Linked DNA regions of Homo sapiens: region 2 is linked to region 1. Evidence: read pairs that join two places in POLR2A ChIA-PET (ENCODE). Cell type or tissue: B cell. All regions are shown on one strand. Links, peaks and the distances in the headings refer to the core of each region. The heading gives the core; the rest is flanking DNA. Region 1 overlaps METAP1 (methionyl aminopeptidase 1). Region 2 overlaps RAP1GDS1 (Rap1 GTPase-GDP dissociation stimulator 1).

Evidence for each region. Peaks named below come from ENCODE experiments on the same cell type or tissue, not always from the same donor. Only the 100,000 strongest peaks of a DNase experiment are listed, where the experiment ranks them.
Region 2: POLR2A ChIA-PET joins it to region 1 with 9 read pairs; 4 of 35 experiments call an interaction of 5 or more read pairs at or near these places.

What each region holds. Positions count from the first base shown.
Region 1 is chr4:99,039,091-99,047,436 of GRCh38, reverse strand. It overlaps METAP1 (methionyl aminopeptidase 1), which reads right to left. Exons shown (of 11, transcript NM_015143.3): 5 at 7,972-8,063; 6 at 6,311-6,394; 7 at 4,050-4,188; 8 at 2,127-2,258. Among named protein-coding and RNA genes, the nearest start is that of ADH5, 46 kb to the left of the region's middle. In B cell, for the core only: no CTCF peak of the experiment used is centred there; no DNase peak of the experiment used is centred there; H3K27ac peaks cover 1,116 bases.
Region 2 is chr4:98,264,703-98,273,048 of GRCh38, reverse strand. The region is part of intron 1 of RAP1GDS1 (Rap1 GTPase-GDP dissociation stimulator 1); the gene reads right to left. Among named protein-coding and RNA genes, the nearest start is that of RAP1GDS1, 7.5 kb to the right of the region's middle. In B cell, for the core only: no CTCF peak of the experiment used is centred there; no DNase peak of the experiment used is centred there; H3K27ac peaks cover 1,305 bases.

The DNA.
Region 1 (8,346 bases), core at 49-8,048:
GTAATCCATGTTGCATAGAAAGAGTGACAGAGGAAGTCTTCCCTAATTTTCAAACTGCTCCAACTGCGGCCCCAAGGGTAGTATCTAGAGATATTAATATTTCTGGTTGTCAAACACAGGGTGGTGGTGTAACTGGCATTTACTGGGTAGAGACCAGGAATGCTTGTGGAACATCTTATGTGTATAGAACAGGTCTCTACAACAAAAAATTATCAGGCCCAAAAGCCACTAAGTGCATAGACTAAGAAACCCTACTTAAGAAGCCTAATTTCAACAGCTTTTCAAACCCTCTACCTGGGGGAGTAAGGGAGGTGCAAAATGAGGGGCAAAAATGATATATACAAAGGAATTCAAAGCACTTTCCAAAAAAGATCAAGCCACTTTCGTTCCTTCCTGGCTACTGTTATGAAAACTATTGGCAAGTTCCAGTCATACGTCATATAAAACAGCATTCTAACTATCTGGTTTTTTCTTTTTCTTTTTTTTTTTTTTTTTTTTTTGTTTCTTCAGTTGATTCACAGAGAAGCAAAAAGAATAGAAATATTGACTATATTATCTGGCAGAAACTCTAAAAATTATTTCAAACTTAAGCTTTCACAAATGACAAATTAAACATTAAATTTCTTCAATTCCACCTCCTGTATTAATGTTTTAAAATAATCAACAATGAGTAATAAGTTTTCAAAATTTCACCTGATACACAAAAATATCATATTCCTTCATTTCCATTCCTCCAACTTGAGTAAAAATTTCATCTCCCATACACATTAAAGAACGCACTAAAAACAATAAAAATACTGGATCAACATTATTAGAGATAACTGTATGTTTGTCTAAGAACTCTGTCCTGTTCACTATTCTGTTGATGACATCAAGATTTGGAGAGACTGGGGAGGATTGCAGGTAGCACACTGGTAATAAAGTTGATATGGTAAGGATTTAACCAGAAGGCTGTTTGCCCATTTATTAACAGTTTGTTAACAACTCCAACAAGATGCTGTTAAGAACTTTCCTTTCTTTTTTTTCTTTTCTTCTTTTTTTGAAATGGAGTCTCGCTCTGTTGCCCAAGCTGGAATGCGGTGGCACAATCCACTTCCCAGGTTCCAGCAACTCTCCTGCCTCAGCCTCCCGAGTAGCTGGGATTACAGGCGCCCGCCACCACACCTGGCTAATTTTTGTATTTTTATTAGAGACAGGGTTTCACCATGTTGGCCGGGCTGGTCTCGAACTCTTGACCTCAAGTGATCTGCCAACCTCAGCCTCCCAAGGTGCTGGGATTACAGGAGTGAGCCACCATGCCCAGCCCCTTTCCTTCTCTTATCCCCATAAGATACTGATTAAACAAAAAAGCCTCGATAAGTTGTTCATATGTACAAAGACAGACAGCCTGAGAAAAATCCTCCAGAAATACACCCCTACCCATTACTACAATAGTAAGAAATCTGGAAAGCACCAAAATCCAACAGAATAGTTACACAAATTGTAATACTATAGAATATAATACATAGCCATTAAAAGAATGAGGTAAATCTATGTCTGTAGGTATATATGCTAACTTGAAAAGATCTCTATGATAGTTGAAAAAACAGCCCAGTTACACATTAAAAATATTATGATTCCATTTAACTTAATTTAACACATACACATACGTGTGTGCATTAATGCACAGGAGAGAGAAAAAACCTAAACGGTAATGGGATATCTCTAGAGAGAAGAGAGAGATAAGAGGGGAGGCAAGTGTAAAGGAGGATCACACATTTTTCACTCATAATCTTCACTTTTAATTTTTTATGAGGAGAACATAATATTTATGTACTGGAAAGAATTTTAAAAATAGAATAAAAGTTGCACTAAAAAACCATCTGCACAGTCCTCTTCATTTATCAGGCAAAGAAAAGGAAGATAAATCACAGAAGAAACAAAGGATGCTAACCAATCATCTGGTCTATCACCACCAAGAGATTCCCAGATCATCCTTTTACCCATTACTGCTAACAACCAAAGCTAACTCAGGTAGAACAGGGGCAACCTGGAAGGTACAAGGAATGCACAGAACTGCAGCGCCCAGTCATTCTTGGCCCATCAACACACAGGACTGCCAATAGGTGCTCAACACTGAGGCTGACCTGCATCAATGGCTTGCATCAGGCACTCATATGTGGTCTGAACAAGTTTCCGTGCTCCATCATCCACTTCTCCAACAAAAAATGTCTCATTCAGGTCCCCATGATAACCATTGCGATAAAGAGTGATATCCACTGCAAGAGAATGTGCAAATATAAAGACCATACTTATTTTCATTTCAAAATTCAAGTGTTTTTCCAACATGACAGCATCTAGCAACTTAATGAAAAAGACAACTTCTGCATTCTCAAATTAGACACCAATGGATAGATAGTTATTGCCCAACAGAAGCTCCCTGAGATGTAACTGAACTCACTGTGGAGAGCAGGAATATGGCCATGTAACATAAGCCAGATAGTGGGTTTTTATACTCTTATAGTAATTGTATCACTTGTGGCAAAAGAAAAATGTATGTGGGACACAATCATGCAAAATAAATTACCAGAGTTAGTAACATTAAATTGAAAACTTTGCTACATTGCTACAAAATACCATTTTCACTTATCTTTTACAAGTTCCTTACTCCTGCTAGGGAATAACAGAAAAATTTACACTGCTCTACACCTGTTTTTTTAAAACTCATTTGCTTTTCTCTTATTTGTGAATATTCATTCTTCTCTTTGTCCCCATGTTTAAGAATATAGATTACTATTATACTATATATTATATACTATTATACCATTATAATGTATCTAGAGAGCACATTGAGTATTTTTAAACCACATATTTCAATCAACCTGTAACATCACAATATAGATATTTTGGTTCTAGCACAACACATACATTCCTGAAAAACCTCACACATTCTACATATAATAAAAATAACAGGCTTTATATTTGAAAAACAGGGTTGGCCTCAAAACCTATGGAACTTTATGAACAGATACCCTAACTAAAGCAGTAGCAATTCTAATAAAAATAGTGTCATAGTTAAATTTCGGCTATCATTCACAGCTAGCATCACAATCAGTCAATTATCTGCAGCCTCTAACACTTGGGCTCATGCTTCCTCATTTGATAGGTAGTTCCTTTAAGATATCTTATTAACAAAGAGTCTAATTCCATCAATATTAAAATGCCATCTAAGCCAGGCACGGTGGCTCATGCCTGTAATCCCAAGACTTTGGGAGGCCAAGGTGGGCAGATGCTTGAGTCCAGGAGTTTGAGACCAGCCTGGGCAACATGGCAAAACCCCATCTCTACAAAAAATACAAAAACTGAGCTGGGCATGGTAGCAATGAGCCTGCAGTCTCATCTACTTCTGAGGTGGGAGGATCACCTGAGCCAGGGAAGTCAAGACTGCAGTGAGCCATGGTGGCGCCCCTGCACTCGAGCCTGGGTGACAGTGAGACCCTGTCTCCAAAAAATAAAATAATACACAAAACAAAAACAAATGCCATCTAGGAAAGCCTTCATTAATGTCTTTTAAACTACTTCCTCTACTCTCTATACTTGTAACTTCCCAAGGTAGCTTAACATAGGGGTCTTTAAAGCTACTTCCACTCAAGTAAGGCACTTCTGCAAGATTTTCAGCTTTCCTTTAGGTCTTCATATATTATGAAGGGTTTTCCTGTATCTATAACAAAGCCTGCCCTGGTCTCTTCAAAACCATTAGTGAACTTCTGGGGGAAAAAAACTAGACTCCACATTTCACTGACATCTTTGACCTATTTACCAATCACATATGAGATAAGCATTAAAGAAATACACTGCACCAAACACATCACACCGGAAGTATCTTAAAAGCAACATGCACAAAACCGTTAAGAGAGCTTCCTGTAGATTTAAGAGTTAGTGATACTGAATTTTAAAAAGGAAAAAGTTTAAGTACAGGAAGCAAGTCAAGAAAACACAAGTCACTGTCAGATTCCCCAAGCTTTGTTGTTTCTTTGCCCATGGTGATGAAAGTAACATATTTTTCTTACCATTAACAATGTCACCTTCTTGTAAGGGCCTTCTGTCTGGTATTCCATGGCAAATGACTTCATTCACTGAGGTACAACAAGACTTTGGGAAATTATAATAATTCAGGGGAGAAGGGTAGCAATTTCTTGCAATACATGCCTATAATACAGAAAAAATAATTTGGAATATATAAAAGAAAAAATCTGTATGAAATTACAGATTTTAAAATTTGAAAAATGTGAAAACAGTTGGACACATGCTACTATGAAGAACTCAGTATTTTATTTTAGTAACAGTACTGGATATTATCTTAAACAATATACAACAGGGTTTGTGCCAGTCAGGTACACATACACAAACCAGTTTACTGGTAACTGCACAAAGGAAAAGTAAAATGACATACAGGTTAAGTATTCCTAATCCAAAAATCTGAAATCCTCCAAAATCTGAAACTTTCTGAACACCGACAGGACACTCAAAGAAATGCCCATTGGAGCATTTAGAATTTCAAATTTGAAATTACAGACACTTAACCAGTTACGTATAATACAAATATTCCAAAATCCAAAAAAATTCAAAATTCAGAACACTTCTGGTCCAAAGCATTTCAGATAAGGGATACTCAACCTCTATAACAAATATATATATAAATATTACCACATATGAAGATTTTACTTTAGAATTAACTAGTCCTTATGAAAAATGTTAAAGTAAAAATAAAATATTTGAAGTAAATATTAACAAGCATTTTTGATGTAATTATAATTCTTATGTTGAAACAAGCCTATATCACTATGCCCCAAAAATGACTACTAGTATAATTAAGAAACGGTAAAGTACTTCCAGATATTTTAATAACCACATTCAGTGGAACAACAAAAGAACTCCTAACAGAAAAACATGGTCTGCTCTCCATAACAAGTCTTACTTTACTGGATGCTTTTACACAGTGGTAATCACAGTATACGTAATTTCTGTTTCCAACCTGCTCTAGTCTTCAGGCTAATATTTTTTAATGGTTGCACAATATACCATTTGCAGAATATGCAGAATATACCATGATTTTACTAGCAATTCCATTCTTACTGAAAATCTAAATTAATATGAAGTTTCCTCAATTACAAAAAAAAAAAAAATCTTACAACCAATAACTACATTTGTGGCTTTTCCCTCATTTAGGAATATACTTCTCTACTTCTCATAGCATTACAAATAATAGTTCAGAGCATACAGAATTAGACTTTCTAGATTGAAAATGCCAATTCCATCACTTACAAGTTGTGTAACTTTTACCAATTTAATTAATTAACCTCTCTCTTCCTCAGTTTCCTTACCTATAAAACGGAGATTACAATAGTACCTACCCTCAAGAGGTTGTTGGTAAGATTAATGAGTTAATGTAAAAGAAGCACTTGAGTACCTGGCCCACAGAGCATACTCAAAATGCTATTATTGCATACGATACGTCTTATACTAACATATGAAACAATACCCAAAAGTCAGGATTAATAAGATTCTGAATAAAAAATTTATAAACATTTTCATAGCTCAAGATAGATTGTCAAATCCTTCCAAAAGGGTTCTTCCAATTTACAATACCATCACCAAGCAGAAGAGAGGACCAGTTTCATCATTTCCACACAAGCAATGCATATAAACATCTTTAAAATACAAATTTACTAGGTCTTTATAATTTGTATTTGTTTACTAGAACACGTGTGATCTGCTTTCCATATGTTATATTAACTACTTATCACTCTTTTTTTTAAAATTCATATAATGTGTACACTCATCTAATAAGGTCTTAAGGTCTCTCTTTGATGGGCAGACAATCTTTATTTATTTATTTTTAATCCCTATACTTACTACAAATATTTATGTGGACTGTTCATTGCCTTGAGGAAACATTTAACTAATCTACCATCAGAAGTCATATTCTTTTTTTTATTTCAGAATATTTGATGTCTGTAGTGGCAGGATTTACTTAAAGCAGATAAAATCAATCATTTTATAAAAGCTCAACTGAAATGCTTATTACAAATATGTTGTTTCAGAAACAAGATATTTCAAGCTTACCTCAGACCTTAATATTATAGATTCTTAAAGATGAGAATAATGACTGTTGAATGTTTTCCATATTTGAAACAAAGCAAAAATTTGCTTTCAAATGAGTTTACCCAAGTTACCTTAGACACTCAGAACTTAAATCTACTTAATGTTTAAGTTCAAAGCATCTAGTAATGTAACAAAATTACTCAAAGTAAAAAAGTGAAGTTCTTACTAAGTGTACAGCGTGATCTATTTCTTCAGTAGTTACACCTGGTTTAATCATGCCGGCAGCAACATCCAAAACTTCTCTAGCAAGCTGTAAAAAAGGAACACTCAATACATTAAAAAAGACACAGAAACAGAAATCTATACCCTTTCTACTGTTTGACTGTGGAAGATTGGTAAAAATGAATCTCCCCTTGAATATTATAATTTTATAGAAAATATATAAATATATTATATGTAAATACATAAAAACAAACATTAATTTTATATAAAAATTGGGTTAACAAGCAAGCAGCAGTAAGGTTGGCTGATTTCTATGTGAAAATATACATCCTAAGAAATCTAAACTATCATCAACTGATAGAGGTAGTCTTCTCTCATTTCTATAATGGGGAAAAGTAGAGGAAAAGAAAAAAGAACAGATGAGCCTGGGCAACATAGTGAGATCCTGTCTCTTAAAAAAAAAAAAAAAAAAAGTAGTCAGGTGTAGTGGCACATGCCTGTGATCCCAGCTACTCAGGAGGCTGAGGTGGAAGGATAGCTTGAGCCCAGGAGTTTGGAGTTACAGTAAGCTATGAGCTATGATCTATATGATCTATGATTGTGCCACTGTACTCTAGCCTGAGTGATAGCAAGACCCTGTCTCAAAAAAAAAAAAATAGATGAATGAATTCCTCAAAGAATCACAGCAAGTCATAGGAAGAGAAAGTTCTCCAGGATATCAAACAAAATTAGAATCAAATCACTTTTAAAGCACTGAATAGAAACCTTAAGAATCTTACTTAAATGAATAATATCAATGTATTATATTTTCCTTCAGAATAAATATGTGATTTCACCTAATGAGTACCAACCACTACTACCACTCATCATAGGTATTTCACAAAAAGGCCTACAGCATAACCCTCTGAGCCTTAAACTCTGTCCTATGTTATGATGACTTGTGAAAATAAAATGACAAAATGTTTTTAAATATCATTAAATAAATGAAAAGGATTGTCATCTAAATATAGACTATCCACCAGATTAATTCTGAAATAGGCTTTTAAGAAGAAAACTGTTGACTAAAATTATATACTAACAATAGTTTAATGAAAAGCATGGCTAAACCGGGCACAATGGCTCACGCCTGTAATCCCAGCACTGTGGGAGGCCGAGGCGGGCAGATCACCTTACGTCAGGAGTTAGAGACCAGCCTGGCCAACATGGTGAAACCCTGTATCTACTAAAAATACAAAAAAAGGCCAGGTGTGGTGGCTCACGCCTGTAATCCCAGCATTTTGGGAGGCCAAGGTGGGCAGATCACGAGGTCAGGAGTTCGAGACCAGCCTGGGCAACATGGTGAAACCCCATCTCTACTAAAAATACAAAAATTAGCCAGGTGTGGTGGTGGGCACCTGTAATCCCAGCTACTCAGGAGGCTGAGGCAGAAGAATCGCTTGAAAACAGAAGGTGGAGGTTGCAGTGAGCAGAGATCACGCCACTGCACTCCAGCCTGGGCGACAGAGTGAAACTCTGTCTCAAAAAAAAGTTAAAAAAAAAAAAAAAGCATGGCTGGTCAGTCTAACAATATAACATTTGCTATCTTTATAAATCAGCAAACCACTGACTTCATGTCTAAGTACTGCTTAAACATTTCCTACCCCATGGAGAAAAAATCACTCTTACCCTACATACAAGTCGCATCCCTTCTATATCTTCAGATGAGAGTAATTTAATCTGAGAAGTACCTTTAAGAGCCTGTTCAGATTCAGACATTCCTGGAATGAAAATTCGGTAAGTAAAACCAAAATGAATGCAAAGATGTAGTATTTATTTGCATAATTATAAACCTGTGGCATAAAAACAGTAGTCTCACTGTTTCACACAACAGTAATTCATGATTTGGGATGGTCTAGGTTAGATTTTTAAAAAAAAACATTTTCAACATCAAAGGGAAACTCGCTAAACCAACTGAAGAAAAAATTCTAAAAGATAAATTTTCAGACCTATTAGAAATCAGCCAATACTTATAGAGTACTTATTATATGCCAGGCCGTGTGA
Region 2 (8,346 bases), core at 84-8,083, 770 kb after region 1:
CAAAGCTGATCCTCTTACAACTACACGAGAAGTTGCCGAAGAACTCAATGTCGACCATTCTCTGGTAGTTCAGCATTTGCAGCAAATTGGAAAGGTGAAAAAGCTCGATAGGTGGGTGCCTTATGAGCTCAGCGAAAATCAGAAAAAAATCGTTGTTTTAAAGCGTTGTCTTCTCTCATCCTACGCAACAACAATGAACCATTTCTCGATCAGATTGTGACGTGCAACAAGAAGTGGATTTTATATGGCAACTGAAAAGTGGATTTTATACAACTGGAGATGACCAGTTCAGTGATTGGACCAAGAAGCTCCAAAGCACTTCCCAAAGCCAAACTTGCACCAAAAAAAGGTCATGGTCACTGTCTGGTGGTCTGCTGCTGATCCACTACAGCTTTCTGAATCCCGGTGAAACCATTAAATCTGAGAAGTATGCTCAGCAAATTGATGAGATGCACTGAAAACTGTACTGTCTGCAGCTGGCACTGGTCAACAGAAAGGGCCCAATTCTTCTCCATGACAACGTCCGACCACAGATCGCACAACCAACGCTTCAAAAGTTGAACGAACCGAGCTATGAAGTTTTGCCTCACCTGCCATATTCACTTGACCTCTCACCAACTGACTACCACTTCTTCAAGCATCTCGACAACTTTTAGGAGGGAAAATGCTTCCACAACCAGCAGGATGCAGAAAATGCTTTCCAAGTGTTTGATAAATCCCGAAGCATGGATTTTAATGCTACAGGAATAAACTTACTTCCCATTGGCAAAAATGTGTTGATTTTAATGTTCCTATTTTGATTAATAAAGATGTGTTTGCGCCTAGTAATAATTATTTAAAATGCAGAGTCTGAAACCACAATTACTTACACACTAACCCAATATGTAGTATCTTTGATTCCGCCTCATGGCCTACAAAGCCTGAAATATTTATCATCTGGTCCTTTATGGAAAAAGCTTGTCAGCCTATGCTTGATGGTGGTGCTGTTCCCAGTGTGGCATCACCTGGGAAGGTCTTGACAATGCAAATTCTCAGCCCACCCCACATCTATTGAACCAGAACTTCTGAAGGTGGGCCCAGTATTTTTTAAAAACAAGCTCTTCAAGTGATTCTATGCAAGCTGAAGTTTGAAAACCATTGCTCTAAATCAGGATGTTGGAGTGTTAGTTGTCCCCTTGGATAAATTATTTAATTCTTTGATTTAGTAAAATGGAGACAGTGTCACCTACTTCATAGAATTGTTGAAAGGATTAAAATTCAGTTTTAAAAATATGTAAAGTGTAGCATAACTCACATCAATCATTCTTAATAAATGGTAATTATGAACTCAATGGTATACAGCCCCCTATACTACCCCATGAGATATAATTATTAAATTTTCAGGATTTTTATGAGGCAGTTATTAAAACATAATTATATATACATAAATGAGTTATACTAAAACAGAAGAATTAACACTCAAAACCATCACTACTTACTTTACATTTTACTATTATATGTGCTAATGAGATTATGTCTGTATGGTGGATATGGTATATAATGATGTGCTACCTCTTATCTCTTCTCAACTCTGCATTCAGTGACACTATTTTAGCGGCTTGAAATGAGCCATGGGGGGAGTATTTACACCACAGGAAATTGACAGCCATCACAAATCAGGGCTATTTTGGAGAAAGGCGTTTAGTTAAACATTTACCAGCACCCCTCTAATTATCATTATTAAAAATTATAAAATGAGTTTTATTTTGAACTCAATGAGTTTAATTAGTAGAGATGTCTACTAATCTGCTAAATACAAAGATGTAGCCCAGATATTAATAAATATATTTCAGTACCAATAAGTACCTAAAGTCATTTTGTGAACAAAAAGGACTTTGGAATTAACAAGTACTGTTGACCCTTGAACAATGCAGGCACTAGGGGTACCAATCCCCCTCTCACTCAGTCAAAAATCCACACATAACTTTTAACTCCCTAAAACCTTAATAGCCTAATGCTGACCAGAAGCCTTACCAATAACATAAACAGTCAATTAACACATATTATGTATGTTATATGCATCATATACCATATGCATCAAATACCATATTGTTACAATAAGGTAAGCTAGAGAAAAGAAAATGGAAGGAAGAGAAAATGTATTTACTGTTCATTACATGGGAAGTGGGTCATCATAAAGGTCTTCATCCTTATTATAGTCACTCTTGAGTAGGCTGAGAAGAGGAGGGGTTCATCTAGCTGTCTCAGGTGTGGCAGAGGTGGAGGAGGTAAAAGGGGAGGCAGGAGAGGCAACTCACTTGGTATAGCTTTTATTGAAAAAAAAAAATCCACATGGAAGTGGAACTGCGCTGTTCAAATCCATGTTATTCAACGGTCAACTGTACAGCCAATCATAGCTAAGAGCTCAATTTAACCACTTCCATTTATCACTAACCTAGTCCTTGGTTTTAACTCCTGAAATGCTTCTAGTTACAAAAGCTATATAAATAGAAGCACTGAGAGAATTATTTCACCTGCAATTTGAATCCAGCATCCATATCTTAGCCAGCTTGAGAAATGTTTTTTTAGGTCATTTATTCAGACAAAGCTAAAGTTGGTTCAAACCCTTAAGTTGCTACCTCAAGTATACATTACCATTTGAACACTAAAGAAAAACAAGTTATATAGAGGTTATATTTAAGATACCAATGATATGGAGTATATTTCAAACTTCAGTTTCAAGGAATCACAGGCTTTTATAACTGAAATAGTCTTTATAACTATATGGTTTGAATGTTTTTGTCCCCTCCAAAACTCATGTTGAAACTTAAACACAACAGTACTGGAAGGTAATGGGAGGTGTTTAGGTTATGATGGCTCTGCCCTCATAAATAGATTAATGGCATTATAAAAAGAGCTTACCAGAGTGGATTTTCTCTTTTGCTTTTCTGTTGTGTGAGGGCACAAGGTTTCTCCTCTTTGGAGGACACAGCAACTAGGCCTCATCTTGAAACCAAAGACCAAACCTGCAGGCACTTTGATCTTGTAGTTACCAGACTCCAGAACTCTGATAGAATAAATTTCTGTTCTTTATATATTACCCAGTCTGCAGTATTCTGTCATAGCAGCACAAAATGGACTGAGACAATAACCTATTCTAATATATTCATTTATTATTTACATCTAGGTAAATACAGATTGAGTATCCCTTATGCAAAATGCTTTAGACCAGAAGTGTTTCAGATTTTGAAATTATTCAGATTTTGGAATACATGCATGATACTAACTGGTTTAACATCCCTAATCCAAAAATCTGAAACCAAAAATCCAAATGCTGCAATGTGCATTTCCTTTGAGTGTCATGTCAGCATTCAAAAAGTTTCAGATTTTGAAGCATTTCAGATTTTGAATTAGGGATCCTCAACCTGTATTTTTATTTTATTTTAGCTACTGAGTTGTATGAGTTCCTGATTATTTTTACGTGTTAACCCCTAATCGGATATACGGCTTGCAAATATTTCCCCTCATTATGTAAGCTGCCTTTTCATTTTGTTGTTTCCTTTGCTACAGAGAAACTTATTAATTTGATGAAGTCCCATTTGTTTATTTTTGCTTTTGTTGCCTGTGCTTTTGGTGCCATAAACAAAAAATCATTGCCAACACCAATCTTATGGAGCTTCTCTCCAGTATTTTCTTGCGCGCATCTTATGCTTTTCAAATTCAAATCTTTTGTTTAAATCTCTGACCCATTTTGAGCTGATTTTTGTATATGGGATGAATAAGGATCCAATGTCATTCTTCAGTATGTGGGTATCTAGTTTTAACAACAGTGTTTATTGAAGAGATTGTCCTGTCCCCATTGTGTTTCCTTGGCTTTTTTTTTTTTTTTTTTTTTTGAAGATCAATTGACTGTAAATTCTTGGGTTTATTTCTGGCCTCTCTATTCTGTTCCATTGATCTATGTGTCTGCTTTTATGCCAGTACCATACTGTTTTGATCACTACAGCTTTGTAACATGACTTGAAGCATGTAGTGTGATGCCCCTGGCCTTGTTCTTCTTGCTCAAGATTATTCTGGCTATTCAGATCTTTTGTGGTTCCATACAAATTTTAGAATTGTTTTGCTATTTCTGTGAAAAGTTTCACTGGAATTTTGATAGGGATTACATTGAATCTGTAGATCACTTTCAGTACTATGAACATTGTAACAATATTAATTCTTCCAATTTATGAATATGGGATATCTGTTAATTTTTCAAATTCTTTCATCAATGTCTTACAGTTTTCAGCATAGAGATCTTTCACCTTCTTGGTTAAATCTATTCCTAAATATTTTATATTTTTGCAGCTACTGTAAATAGGATTGTTTTCTTGATTACATCCTCAGAAAGTTTGCTGTTAGTGTATAGAAATGCTTCTGATTTTTCTATGCTGATTTTGTATCCTGAAACTTTACTGAATTCATTTATTAGGACTAATAGTTTTTGTCTTTTTTTTCAAGGAGTCTTTAAGGCTTTCTATGTATAAGACCATGCTATCTTTAAACAGATCATTTTACTCTCCAATTTGAATGCTTTTTAATTTCTTTTTCTTGTCTATTTGCTCTGCTAGGACTTCTAGTACTATCTTAAATAGCAGTGGCAAGAGTGGGCATCCTTGTTTTTTTTCTCAATCTGAGATAAACTTTTCAGATTTTCACCATTAAGTATGATGTTAGCTATGGGCTTGTCATATAGGACCTTTACTATGTTTAGGCATATTCATTCTACACCAAATTTGTTGAGAGTTTTAAAAATGAAAGTATGTTGAATTTTGTCAAATGCTTTTTCTGCATCAACTGAGATGATCGTATGATTTTTGTTCTTCATTCTGTTAACGTGGTGTATCACATTTATTGATTTGTGTATGTTCAACCATTCTTGCATCCCAGGGATAAATCCCACTTGATCATGACGTATGATCCTCTTAATGTGATGAGACTGCAAATCAAACCACAATGAGACACCATTTCACACCAGTCAGAATGGCTATTATTAAAAAGTAAAAACAAACAAACAAAAAACAGATGCTGTAAGGCTGTGGAGAAAAGAGAATGTTTTTACACTGTTAGTGGAAATATAAATTAGTTCAGACACTGTGGAACGCAATTTGGAGACTTCTCGACGAACTTAAAACAGAACTACCATTTGACCCAGCCATCCCATTACTGGGTATATTTCCAGAGAAAAATAAATCATGCTACCAAAAAGGCACATGCTCTTGGATCTTCATCGCAGCACTATTCACAATAACAAAGACATGAAAACAACCCAGGTGCCTATCAATAGTGGATTGGATAAAGAAAATGTGACACATATATACCATGGAATACTATGCACCCACAAAAAAGAATGAAATCATGTCCTTTGCAGCAACATGGATGGAGCTGGAGGCCACTATCCTAAGCAAATTAACATAGAAACAAGAAATCCAAATACCACATGTTCTCATTTATAAGCGGAAGCTAAGCACTGGGTGTACATATGGACATAAAGATGGGAACAACAGATACTGGGGACTACTAGAGGGGGACAAATGGAGGGAGGCAAGGGCTGAAAAACTACCCACTGGGTACCATGCACACTACCTGGGTGATGGGATTATTCATACTCCAAACCCCTGGGTGATGGGATTATTCATACTCCAAAGTGTCACATAACATGCCCATGTAAAAAACATGCACATGTACCCTCTGAACCTAAACTAAAAGTTGAAATTATTTTAAAAAAGGAACTAATACCAATCCTCCTCAAACTCTTTCCAAACAATGAAGGGAAATACTTCCAAACTCATTTAATGAGGCCAGCATTACCCTGATACCAAAGCCAGACAATGATACTACAAGAAAAGAAACTACAAGCTAATATCCTTAATAAACATAAATAGAAAAATCCTCAACAAAATACTGGCAAACTGAACTCAACATCAACATGTATTTTAAATTAAACTTTTTCCTTATCAGTTATCCAAACATTTGGCTATCTAAAATTACATCAGGTTCCCAAAGGACTGAATCTTCCTCCTTCATTCCTCCTGATGTTCATGACTGGATATTAAAATTTAGGTAATTCTGATGGCTGTTGTTAGTGCCACCAATAACTCCAGAATTGCTATGTTCAATCTCAGGTTCAATCAGGAATTTCTGGAGAGCATCCACACTATTTCCCCAAAGTCACCTAGAAATTCCAAGATTCCACTATGAAAGCAAAATCATTTTGGTTCTTAAAAAGAGTTAAGGCTATTATAATTTTTCAAATAGTAGTAGTACAGACTTCAGAATATGACTACCAAGGATAGTGAATTCAACCTTTCTCCCATATGAAAAAAGACATATACAAAACAGATATAATGCCAACATAAGAAAAATTTTTAAATTTACCAAGCTAGCATCTATGCTTTTTTGAAATCATAAATTTTAGTAATTACCAGCTTTCAAAAATATTTTATCACCCTGCCTAGACTTGCAAAGATCAGGCAAAATTAGTATTTATTATTTAGCTATGAAAACCATTCCTGGACTTGGAAATACAGGCAAAATAAAATGACTATAAGTTTGATACCTATCTACAGAGAAAACTACAACTCCAGGAATTAAAAATATAATTAGAAGCATACCTATAATCTAAAGAAGTCTCAAATTCACAAAGTCTAAGAGTAAAAGTGATAAAACCATTCATCAGTAAAGAGTATTGTTTAGGCAAAATGCCATGCAAAATTATAAAATCATTCTAGACTCACTCTGCATGACAGACATTATAAAAATAAAAATTGTACTATACTAAGTCACAAAGACATTAAAAATGAAATGTCAGAGAAATGTGAGGCACTATGGTGAAATTAAAAATTATCCTTAGACATGAAAACAGCACATGTCCTTCCATGTAAAATGTAACATTAAAATAATTTTTTTAATTTGTAAATTAAAATACATTTAAAATTTTAAAATATTTTCTAAAATGTAATATCTGTCATGCAGAGTGAGTTAAAAATATTTTTAAAAATCTATGTTTTCTCACAGATCTTTAAACAAGGTGAGAAATACAGCATGACTATACCTAGTGAACTGTTTCCACTTATTATTCACTTAGCCTTTACAACTGACCTCCATATCTACTAAACCTCTTAAAGTGGCTTTTTAGAAAAATATACTGGGTAATATCCTAACCAAAGCACTTAGAGCCTGTTCTCAGTCCCTATCACCCTCCTGACTGTTCTGAAAAAACAGACCTTATTAACTATTCACTCTTTCTTAAAACCAACCATATACCAATTCTAGTCTTTCACTCTGACTTCTGTGTTTTTCAGTGTGAAATCATACCATTCCTTTTTCCCTAACTACGGAAAACTTAAGGAACCCCATTCCTCAAGATTCTTACCATGAACAATTTTCCTCTTTTTCTTTGTTGACTCTTGTCCTCTGATCTAACTTCAAATATCACCTCAGGATATTTGTGGATAACTTCCAGATCTCTAATTCAAATTGTACTCTCGAAAGTTAAAATAAATGTTTGTCAACTATTTTTTATCTAGTTTCAGTCAGTCAACACAATTTTTCTATGTAGCTACTATGTGCCAGACACTAGTGTTAGAAATGTATTCAAATCCTAATATGACAACGTCCTTGTTATCAAGGAGCAGAGACTAAAGGACAGACCAAAAAGTCTAATGCAATAGGTCCAAAATTGAGTATCTAAGTTTCCTCTTCCTGTTAACTGAATATGTATCAGGAGATTCTCGTATCCTCATTATCACCCAGGCTAAAACCTGTGACTCTCAATTCCATACTCAATGGGTTGCCAAGTAAATCCTATTCTTTATTTGCAATATTCTATTCCCGTTGCCATAACCTGGTTCAAGCCATTAAACATTTTCGTCCAAACTCCAACAACAATCTTCTGAAGTGTTCTGTAGTTTCTCATCTAATCGATCCTGCACTCAACTGACAAATTTTCCTATACCACAGATGTGATCCATCACTTAACTACATAAAAATGTTTAGTGGTCTCTCAATAGGTAAGTCAGATTAAAATTCTTCAGCTTGGCATTTTAGATCCTACATTATCTGGTCATTAGCTATTACTGTACTACTTTTTCATGTCTGTTACCCACTATTTCCTTACCTTTTGCTCTAGCCAAACAATGCTGTTTAATCATATCCTGGAAATTCATAAAATGTTTCCTATCTATCTTCATTTATGTCATTTCTCTTCCAACCCCAGACCAACTCCATTCTGATTAACAGTCTCATTTCTACCTTTAAGAAGTTTAACCCACCTTTGGTTCAAATAACACCATTTCTCTAAAACGTTCTCTCCATTCTCTGAATCTA